Regions from separate parts of the Homo sapiens genome. Here region 2 is linked to region 1. Evidence: chromatin loops called from intact Hi-C (ENCODE). Cell type or tissue: endothelial cell of umbilical vein. All regions are shown on one strand.

Region 1 (2,500 bases):
TGCCTCAGCCTCCCGAAGTGCTGGGATTACAGGCACAAGCCACCATGCCTGGCCTGCCAACCCTATTTAATCAATCGGCATTCTAGCTATTCACAACTGTTCATACATCCAGTCTTTGGTTCTGTTGGGGCTCAAAAAAACATTACCCCAAAGTATGGTGCTTTGGCACGCTGAGTACTTTGAACTAAAGGAGGAGATTGGAAGGCCTCAGACGTGGCCTCAGAAGCAGTCTCTCCTCTGATCTTCTCCTGTCTTCTTTCTCCCCCTGAAGCAAATCATAGAAACCAAAATCCCCCTTCTCCAAGGTGGGTTCTTGTTCCCTGAACATTGCTGTTATCCTGTTCTTTTTTCAGGGTGCCCAGATTTCATATTGTTCAAACACACATGCTCTATAATTTGTGCAGTTAACGCAATCATCACGGAGTCATGAGGCAACATACATCCTCCTCAGCTTATAAAATGACAGGATTAAGAGATTAAAATAAAGACAGGCATGGGAAATCACAAGGGTATTGATTGGGGAAGTGACAAGTGTCCATGAAATCTTCACGATTTATGTTCAGAGATTGCAGTAAAGACAGGCATAAGAAATTATAAAAGTATTAATTTGGGGAACTAATAAATGTCCATGAAATCTTCACAATCCACGTTCTTCTGCCATGGCTTCAGCCGGTCCCTCCGTTCGGGGTCCCTGACTTCCCGCAACAGTGGGTCATAAAGCTAAGATCCCTCTTCCCCAAAGCAAGCCATAAAGTCTGAAAAGGTCACTCTTTCCCTTCTTCCCTTTCTCTTTCCAGAAAGATTCTGCCCCATACGGGGGAGAAAGCCTACATAGAGAGGCCAAAAAGAGTCTGGACATACCTGGCTGGGTCCCCCTGCCTCGGTCTATCGCCATTAGATCACACCCCTTGTCCACTCACATTTTGACATAGTTGTCCACTCTTCATGGAACGTAAGCATACAAATAGATGGTTTTCTCTGGGTCTTTGGGTCTTCATTTGTGAAGGCTCTTGCGCTATGTAAAACTTTGATTCAAATAATTTGTTACACTTTCCTCTTGTTAACCTGTCTTTTCCTATAGGAGTGTCAGCTGTGCCCCTTATGATGGGTAAGAAAATGTATCACACCTTTCCACCCCTAGTTTTCTCCAGGTGTGTGGGCAGCCCTGGGGCTGCGTTCTTCCATCAAGAAAACACAAGGGGGCGGTAGTGGCACTTGGGCTTGACGGTGGTGGGACTTAAAATTGAGTCCTAGAAGAGAAAAATAAAAATGATAGAAGGCAAAGATGGAAGAAGAGAAGGAGCAAAGATGAAAGAAGAGAAGGAGCAAGGAAAAGAAGTGTGGTGTGAAAAGAGCCAAGAACACATTTTAATGTTTTTCCCAGAGCCGTACTCCCTCCCCAGCGTGAAACAGTGCAAAGCATGGAATTAATCCACTCCAGTGCATTGTGGGGAAGAAGGTTTGAAGTGAAGGGAGCAGGGAAAGGCCCTTGCAGGCTGAAGCCCTGTAGAAGAGGGCTGGGCTAAGCAGCCTCTGGGGAAGGGGGGCACTTAGGGCCCAGACCAGCTGGCCTGCTGTTTCTTTCCACAGGCCCCAGGGTGCAACCAGCTTCTCTCACCTTAAGAGATTTCCCTGGCTTCTGAGCCAGCTGTCCCCAGCTACCACGCCCCACCCAGCCCCAGGCAAACACACGGTACATTTTCTTCTCTGAGATTTACTACCAGGAAACAGATTAAAAGGCAACAAAAATAAGCAGAGGGTGAATTACCCAGGTTAAAGGCAATCTTGTGCAGCTCCTGTGGACAGACCTCTAGTTCTTATTTTCTTTTAAAAACTAGATTGGATTGAATGCTTTGTCTTTTTTCTGAGAGAGCTAAGGTGACCAAATGTCCAGGTTTGCCCAGGTGTGAGGAGATTCCTGGAATTCAGGACTTTGAGTGCTAACCCTGGGAGAGTCCTGGTCAACTGGGAAGAGTTGGTCATCGACAGAGAGCTCAAACAGGCCCCTCCTCACCTCCAGACCAAGCTTCTGAATGAAGCTTTGCGGAAATCTCTACCAGTCAGGGCTGAACCAAGCATGGGAGTTCCTATTGGTCTCAAGTGGGCAATTTTCATCTTCAAGACCTTTACCAGGGAACCACTGGGTAGGGGCTCCAGTCTCCCCAGATGCCACACGATGTGCATTCCCCTGTGCCTGTTTCCTTACCAAAGCAGGAAGAAGTAGGATGGGATTTCTGTCTGGGAGCTCCTCTGGCCATTTTTTAGGGAGTGGTTACTTTTCTCCAGATCAGGGGACTCTCCCGTCCCCCGCTCAAAAGCATTTTTATTTTATAAACAAAGTTAAGCAGAGTTCCTTGCTGCAGGCCCTCCACTATGGCAGTGTATGAACACCATGCATTTTCTAGAGGAGCAGACTGGTTGCAGCACCTCCCAAACTATTCAATCACTGAATTTCCTCCCTTTTCTTTAAGAAACCTGCGTTCTGAAGAGCACACATGCT
Region 2 (2,500 bases), 360 kb after region 1:
CAATAATTGTTTCCACAAGGAATGCCACATTATCTTCCCAATGGGCAACTGCACGCACTCCCATGCCAAATCCTAGATGCTGGAAGCTCAGCATGGGCTGCCTTCTGGACCACCACGTGGCCAGCTGGCAGGGCTGACATGAAGGAGTGGGCTGGCTGACACTCAAAGACATGACTTGGAAGTCCAGAAGACTGTCAGAGAAAGAAGTCTATATGGTGACTCACACTGAGAGGCTCTATAAGGCAGTAAAATGCCCTTTCAAACTCAGGTCTCCATGATCCTTCCTGGAGGCTGACTCCAAAGATGAACACCAACAATTCCTCTCGACCCTGTAGATGCCTTTTGTGCCTCCATCAATAGGTGGACTCGATTTCCTCCTCCTGATTGGAGCTGGCCCTGTAATTTGCCTTAACTAACAGAACATGAGAGAAGTAACCTAGTGATAGCTCTGAGCTGAACCCATAAGGGGCCTGGAAGCTTCAGGTTTCACTCTCTCGGAACCTCGAGCCTTTATGTCAAGAGGTCCAGGTAGCCTGGTAGAGAGACCACATGGAGAGAGATTCTAGAAGTCTGAAAACTCAGGCTTCAGATCCTCCAGCCATCCCTGCTAGGAAGCTAGACACATGGCCACTCTAATCCAGCATGACCTCGTCTTAACTCATTACATCTGCAAAGACCCTCTTTCCAAATAAAAGGAGTTTTATTTGGAAAATTAAACCTCTGAGGTCACATTCTGAGGTTCTGCATAAACATAAACTTTGGGGAGACATTATCTAACCTAGTTCAAATGCTATCTTCAATGTTCCTGTCCCATTCAAGCCCCCAGGCCACTCCAGCTGCATGGGAAACTACACAAAGATGACTAGAACCACTCACACTGCAAAATCACAAGCAAATACATGGCTGTAGTTTTAAGCCACTAAACTTTGAGATGATTTGTTACAAAGTGGAAATAACCCAAACAGTCTTTTTGAGACATTAGAGAGATTTGACCAATCATCAACTTTAATTACTAATAAAATGCTAAAATACATAAATGAAACTACAGTAAAAGTATGAGAACGCTGAGGCCTTTGCAAAAAGTTGTTGGCACTTTCATAAGATGTCCTACATATTATTCATTACATTGTTTTTCTTCACCCAAGGGTTTCTGAGGGGTGATTTCCTGTCTAAAATGAGAAGGAAAATGGGGAGGGGAGAAGGCACATACAGGTCTGTGCCTCAAAATGACTGTAGAAGGCTGAGTAATATGGAAGGAATGTGAAATGCTCTGAACCAGGGAAAGAAAGTGTTGTTTGTTGTGAAGGACACTGGATTTTACCATAGTCAATAGCCCCTGAAAAAGAAAAAGGAAGGGACTGAATTGACATCTTAGTCTGCAACAATTAGAAGGTGAACAGACTTAAGGTGTAGGGAAAAAAGGGGGGATCTGGTCCTGACCATGGGTTCAATAATTCCACCCTCAACTCCTTTAGACAGAAGAGTTCAAGTCTCAGCCTTCAGCAAGTCTTAGATCAAATGGATGAAGAGTGTTGTCAATTTTCTGTAACAGCCTCCAAAAAATGTGCAGGATGAGAAATGGTAAATATTTGTCTCTTGTGACCCCAGAAACAGCGTGGGCTGACACAAAACTGTTGAGAGAGAAAATATAAAATGAGAAAACAAAATAGTCTCCCAAAAAAAGAGGTGACTAGAAAAATCTAAATTTTCTTTTCCATTTAATAACCATGAACATTGGGTAAGTTCCTTATGCAATTTGTGGTTTCAGATTCCTCATTTTTAAAAAGGGAATAATAATACCCTACTTCCCTCTGAAGGTCATTCTGAAAAGCAAATGCAATTATAAATGTGAAACCACTTTGAACAGTCCAAAAGTACATGCCAAAGATAAGGTTTCACTATTATTAGTCAGCATATATCGAAGCATGTTCACTGGGAAAACATTTTCTGCAGTGACAATTTCAAACGTGACTGATTAAAAGGAATTGCTAAAGAAATTTGCAGAACAGTAGCAATGAGGCAGCCATGATCTCCTTAACAGGATACTAAGCTCTAGTACTTCTGAATTCTCATTTCAATCCTGTCCAGGAATTTCAGAACTTTATTCTCCAAAATGCTTCCTCTCTCCCCTACCCTCATGTATTTACAACAATGATCATTATTTGCAATCTATAAACTTCCAGTTAACGTCCTCCAGGAAAACCACCTTCCTGAATCTCCACACCAGATTCAGCTGTCATCTCCTATTTACTCTCAAGTCCAACTGAGACCACTGCCAAGATGAAGCTGGTGTCTGGAGCGTATGTTTTCTCCTGGGGTCTTGATTACCAGTCAGTTTGGCATCTTACGAGATGATGGAAAGAGAAAAGACTGAATTTATTTTTCTGTGCCACTACAAAATCTCTTGACATTTGGCTTTCCAAGCAAACCTAAAAGAAATGAATTAAGTAATTAAATCCTGCTAACTACGTACAAGACAACTTCCAAACATTATTTCATG

What was found. Peaks named below come from ENCODE experiments on the same cell type or tissue, not always from the same donor. Only the 100,000 strongest peaks of a DNase experiment are listed, where the experiment ranks them.
Region 2: it touches region 1 in a loop (2.2-fold over the local background); 2 of 110 quality-filtered maps call a loop at or near these places.

The regions. Positions count from the first base shown.
Region 1 is chr18:61,634,799-61,637,298 of GRCh38, forward strand. No RefSeq gene overlaps it. Among named protein-coding and RNA genes, the nearest start is that of LINC01544, 110 kb to the right of the region's middle. RefSeq lists an enhancer at 1,113-1,162. In endothelial cell of umbilical vein, a CTCF peak has its summit at 1,183 (motif pointing right); DNase peaks (open chromatin) are centred at 1,273 and 1,503.
Region 2 is chr18:61,991,262-61,993,761 of GRCh38, forward strand. No RefSeq gene overlaps it. Among named protein-coding and RNA genes, the nearest start is that of RNF152, 100 kb to the left of the region's middle. In endothelial cell of umbilical vein, no CTCF peak of the experiment used is centred here; DNase peaks (open chromatin) are centred at 1,270 and 2,100; H3K27ac peaks cover 2,500 bases.